Regions from separate parts of the Homo sapiens genome. Here region 2 is linked to region 1. A link is an interaction called in ENCODE POLR2A ChIA-PET data of the cell type or tissue named here. Cell type or tissue: Caco-2. All regions are shown on one strand. Each heading gives the region's core, and the rest is flanking DNA. Links, peaks and the distances in the headings are about the cores only. Region 1 has its middle 41 kb from the start of TNKS1BP1. Region 2 overlaps SLC43A3 (solute carrier family 43 member 3).

Region 1 (2,908 bases), core at 276-2,775:
CATGGAATATTTGGGCAGGACAGATAGTTTCTGGCATGTGCAAGTAAATTTCTTAACACAGTCCCAAGCACACAGTCCTCAAGAGATGTGCCTACCAAAGGCATTATCCTTCCCTTCCATATAGTCTGTTCCTTCATCACTAAAAAGAAATACCTGAAGCTAGGTAATTTATGAAGAAAAGAGGTTTAATTGGCTCATGGTTCTGTAGGCTGCAGAGGAAGTATGGCACTGGCATCTGCTCCTGGTGAGGGCCTCAGGAAGCTTACAATCATGGAGGAAAGCAAAGGGGGAGCAGGTGCATCACAGAGCAAAAGCAAGAGCAAGAACGAGAGAAGAGGGAAGTCGTAGACTCTTTTAAACAATAAACAATCAGATCTGGCAGGGCATGGTGGCTCACCCCTGTAATCCCAGCACTTTGGGAGGCCGAGGTGCGTGGATCATGAGGTCAGGAGTTCAAGACCAGCCTGGCCAAGATGGTGAAATCCTGTCTGTACTAAAAATACAAAAATTAGCTGGGTGTGATGGTGGGCACCTGTAATCCCAGCTACTCGGGAGGCTGAGGCAGAGAATTGCTTGAATCTGGTAGGCGGAGGTTGCAGTGAGCTGAGATTGCACCATTGCACTCCAGTCTGGGTGACAGAGCAAGACTCTGTCTCAAAAAAAAAAAAAAAAAAAATCAGATCTCGCATGAACTGGTGGAGAGAGAACTCACTCATTACCAAGGGGATAATGCTGAGTCATTCATGAGGAATTCGCCCCCATAATCAAATTGCCTCCCACCAGGCACCATCTCCAACATTGGAGGTCACATTTCAACATGAGATTTGGAAGGGACAAACATCCAAACCATATCATTCCGCCCCTGGCCCTCTAAATCTCATGTTCTTCTCACATTGCAAGATACAATCATTCCTTCGCAACAGTCTTCCAAAGTGTTAACTCGTTCCAGCATCAAGTCCAAAGTTTTAAGTTTTATCTGAGACTCACTCCTTCTACCTATCAGCCTGTAAAATCAAAAGAAGTTATTTACTTTCAAGATACAATGGTGGTACCAGCATTGGGTAAATATTCTCATTCCAAAAGGGAAAAATCAGCCAGAAGAAAGGGGCAGTAGGCCCCATACAAATCTGAAACCCAGCAGATCAGTTATTAAATCTTAAAGCTCCAAAATAGTCTCCTTTGATACCATGTCCCACATCCAGAGCACACTTATGGAAGGGTGGGACTCTAAGGCCTTTGGAAAGTCTGCCCTTGTGGTTTTGCAGGGTACAACCCCCATGGCCACTCTCAGGGACTGGAGTTGAGTGCCTGAGGCTTTTCCAGGCTCAGGATGCAAGCTGCTGTTGGCTGTACCATTGTGGGGTCTGAAGAGTGGTGGCCCCTTTCTTACAGCTCCACTGGGTAGTGCTCTAGTGGGGACTTCGTGTGGAGGCTCCAACCCCGCACTTTCCCTTTGCACTGCCCTAGTAGAACATCTCTGTGGTGGGGTCCACCCCTGCAGGAGGCTTCTGCCTGGGCTCCTAAGCCTTTCCATGCATTCTCTGAAATATAGGTGGAGCTACCAAGCCTCCTTCACTCTTGCATTCTGCACACCTACAGGCTTAACATTATGTGGAAGCCACTAAGGCTTACAGCATGAGCCCTCTAGAGTGGCAGATTGAGCTGTACCTGGGCCCCTTTGAGCCAAGGCCGTAGCCAGAGTAGGCCTGAATCAGGAAACAGTGTCCTGAGGCTGTGCAGGGCAGCAGGTGCCCTGGGAGTGGCTCCTGAAACTGTTCTTTCCTCCTAGGTTTCTGGGCCTGTGATGGGAGGGGCTACCTAGAAGATTTCTAAAATGCCTTCAAGGCCCTTTTTCCCATTGTCTTGCTTATTAGCACTTGGATCCTTTTTTAGTCACACTAATCTCTCTAGCAAGTGGTTGCTTTGCGGCCTGCTTGTATTCCTCCTCTGAAAATGCTTTTTCTTTCTTTACCACATGGGCAGGCTGCAAATTTTCCAAATTTTTATGCTCTGCTTCCCTTTTAAATACAAGTTCCAAACATAAGTCATTTCTTTGTCTCTGTATTTGATTGTAGGTTATTAGAAGCAGACATACCACATCTTGAATGCTTTGCTGCTTAGAAATTTCTTCTGCCAGATACCCTAAGTCATCACTCTGAAGTTCAAACTCCCACAGATCCCTAGGGCCTGAACACAAAGCAGCCAAGCTCTTTGCTAAGGTGTAACATGGGTGACCTTTGTTGACCTGCATTCTCCATTAAGTTGCTCATTTTTATCTGAGACCTCATCAGCCTGGACTTCATTGTCCATATTTCTATCAGCATTCTGGTCACAACCCTTTAACCAGTTTCTAAGAAGTTTCAAACTTTCCCTCATCTTCCTGTCTTCTTCTGAACTCTCCAAACTCTTCTAACCTCTAACTGTTACCCAGTTCAAAATCTACTTCCACATCTTCAGGTATCTTTATAGCAATGCCCCACTCCTTGGTACCAATTTTTTTGTATTAGTCTGTTTTTGCGTTGCTATCAAAGAATAAGTATTCCTTGAGACTGGGTAATTTATAAAGACAAGAGGTTTAGTTGGCTCACAGTTCTGCAGGCTGTACAGGAAGCATGGCACTGGCTCTGCTCCTGGTGAGGGCCTCAGGAAGCTTACAATCATGGAGGAAGGCAAAGGGGGCGCAGGTGTGTCACATGGTGAGAGTGTAAGAGAGAAGAGGGAGGTCTCAGACTCTTAAACAACCAGATCTTGTTGCAGGAAGTCAGGGACCCCAAATGGAGGGACTGGCAGAAGAACGTGGATTGTGAAGATTTCATGGACATTTATTAGTTCCCCAAATTAATACTTTTATAATTTCTTATGCCTGTCTTTACTGCAGTCTCTAAATTGTGAAGATTTCATGGACACT
Region 2 (2,908 bases), core at 95-2,594, 130 kb before region 1:
CCAAGTAGCTGGAATTACAGGCGTGCACCATCACGCCCAGCTGATTTATTTATTTATTTTTAGTAGAGATGAGGTCTTGCTGTTTCCCAGGCTGGTCTCAAGCTCCTGGACTCAAGCAATCCTCCTGTCTTGGTCTTCTAAAGCACTAGAATTACAGGCAGGAACCACTGAGCTTGGCCCTGCATAGTGCTCTTAAAGTTCATCCATGTTGCAGCATGTGTCAGAATTTCTTTCCTTTCCTTTTTTTTTTTTATTTGGAGGCAAGGTCATGTTTCATTGTCCAGGCTGGGGTGCAGTGGCCCAGTCATGACTCACTGCAGCCTCAAACTTCTGGGCTCAAGAAATCCTCCCACTCAGCCTCCTGAGTAGCTGGCACTACAGGTGTATGCCACCACACCCAGCTAATTAAATAAAAATTTTCTAGAGAAGGGGTGAGGGTCTCACTATGTTGTCAAGGCTGGTCTTGAACTGGGCTCAGGTGATCCTCGTGCGTCCCAAAGTGCTGGGATTGTAGGTGTGAGCCAGCATGGTTGCCTCTTTCCTTTTTTAAGGCTGAATAATATTCCATTGTGTGTATAGATCACATTATGTTTAGCTGTTCATCTGCTGATGGACCCTTAGTTTGCTTCCATCCTTTGGCTATTGTGAATAGTGCTGCTATGAACGTGGGTGTGACACTGACTTTTTCCTTCTCCTTCTGCAGCTTCTTTATGAAAAAGGCATCAGCCTCAGGGCCTCCTTCATCTTCATCTCTGTCTGCAGTACCTGGCATGTAGCACGCACTTTCCTCCTGATGCCCCGGGGGCACATCCCATACCCACTGCCCCCCAACTACAGCTATGGGTAAGGACTATCTGGTGATTGTGGGCCAGAGCCCCTCATTGGCCCTAGGGTGGGATGGACAGGGTAAAGCAAACCTATCACAGGAGAGGAGGAGGACTGGAGCAGTGCATCTGTTAGCTATTGCTGCATAACAAACTATCTCAAAACTCAGCAGCCTAAAATGTTAAGCATTTATTATTTTTCACAAGTCTGTGGGTAGCTGGCTAGTTCCGCTGATCAGGGCCAGATGTAGATGATTTTGACAGGGCTCATTCATACATCTGATCATTTGGAGGATTACATGGGGGCTGGCTATGCTAGGATGGCCTCACTCACATAGGTTTGGAGTGACAGGGATGCCTGGGTCACGTGGCTGTCATCCTCCAGCAAGCCAGCGTGGGCTCATTCACACCGTGATTTCAGGGTTCTGAAAGAGTGCAGAAATGCACAAGCGTTCTTGAGATTTAAGCTTGGAATTGGCACAGCCACTTCTGCTGCATTCTTTTGGCTGAAGCAGTTCACAAGGCTGGCCCAGATTCAGGGCATGGGGAAATAGAGCTGCAGTCTCATTCAAATTGGGGGAAATACAGAGGAGGTGAAGAAATGTGATCATTTTTGCAGTCATTTGCCACAAGGAGTAGAGGAAGGGCATTCCTTTGCTGCTCACTTACTAATTGTCAGACCCCATGTGCTCTCTGATTTCATCCTCACAATAATCCTCTGAGATATCCTTATCTCCATTTTCTAAATGCAAAAAATGAGGCTCAGAAGGGTTAAGTCTGAGCCATCTTTCTGTTGCTAGGAAGAGGCAGAGCTGGGATTTGAACCTGGGCCTGCCCTACTCTTTTCATGCTTCCTAAACTTTGCTGCTTATTAGAATCACTAGATTCACATAGAGATCTTAGAAAAGGAAGCCTGGCTCTCACCTCCAGACATTCTGATTTAACTGGTCTGGTCTGCAACCTGGGCATCAGAGTGGCTAAAAGGTGATTCCAAAGTGCGGTGGAATGTGGGATTCACCATGCTATTCCCTCCAGTCTGAGTCTCAGGTTCGGCTCACAGTCCTTGGCCTTGCTGGTGGGGCTTTTGTTTCCATAGCCTGTGCCCTGGGAATGGCACCACAAAGGAAGAGAAGGAAACAGCTGAGCATGAAAACAGGGAGCTACAGTCAAAGGAGTTCCTTTCAGCGAAGGAAGGTGAGCCCTGCTGGCTAACCCATCTCTCCTCCAGACCCAAGCCTCTCCTTGTGCCTTTCCTGGCCCCTCACCTCCAGAGCTCCCCCAGGGACCCAGAATCAGGAAAGGCAGGACAGAAAAAGGGCCTTAGGCATCTTCCCAACCCTCTCACTTAATGGAGGGTCCAGGGCTTTCGTCTCTTTTCTGTCCCTCTTTTCTCTATTTCGCATCCTATCACTTCCCCACCCCTTGAAGCCCGCCTGCCATGGGTTGCCTTCCCTTCCCCCCACTCCTCGGTTCTGCCCTCTTCTGTGATGCCATTGCACTAAGTCTGGTACAGTGCCCCCATTTCTCCAGGTCTCCTGGGTCCGCCCTCTCTTATTGTCCCAACTCTATCACTGCTTCCTTTCCTTCCTCTCTGTTCTGCGTCTTTGGTTACACACATCACAAACCGCAGCTAGCTACAGTAGAAATAAGAACGGGGTGGGAGAGGAGATGGGAGATGCAGGTCGAAGGACAAAAAGGAGCAGATGAGCAGGATGAACAGGCCTAGAGATCTAATGCACAGCACGAAGACTGTAGGTCATCAAACTGCATTGTGTTTGGGACTTTCCTAAACAAGTAGATTTTAACTGCTCTTGTCACAAAACAGGTAGAAATGTGAGATGATGGATATGTTAATTTGCTTAACTGTAGTAACCATCTTAGTAGCTATATGTATCCTATGACCTCATATTGTATATCTTAAATATACAGAATAAAATTGATTTTTTTGTTTTTATTTTTACCATCTGACAATTGGATCCAAAACATGTATTTATTTATTTATTTTAAAGAAAGAAGAATAGGGTTCTGGGAAGCTTCCAAAATCAAGGGAGGACATTGAACTTGCCAGGGTGTAGGACCTATTT

What was found. Peaks named below come from ENCODE experiments on the same cell type or tissue, not always from the same donor. Only the 100,000 strongest peaks of a DNase experiment are listed, where the experiment ranks them.
Region 2: POLR2A ChIA-PET joins it to region 1 with 7 read pairs; 2 of 35 experiments call an interaction of 5 or more read pairs at or near these places.

Annotation. Positions count from the first base shown.
Region 1 is chr11:57,282,671-57,285,578 of GRCh38, reverse strand. No RefSeq gene overlaps it. Among named protein-coding and RNA genes, the nearest start is that of TNKS1BP1, 41 kb to the left of the region's middle. RefSeq lists an enhancer at 926-1,810. In Caco-2, for the core only: no CTCF peak of the experiment used is centred there; a DNase peak (open chromatin) is centred at 1,686.
Region 2 is chr11:57,415,683-57,418,590 of GRCh38, reverse strand. It overlaps SLC43A3 (solute carrier family 43 member 3), which reads left to right. Exons shown (of 14, transcript NM_199329.3): 8 at 704-843; 9 at 1,921-2,018. Among named protein-coding and RNA genes, the nearest start is that of SLC43A3, 10 kb to the left of the region's middle. In Caco-2, for the core only: no CTCF peak of the experiment used is centred there; no DNase peak of the experiment used is centred there.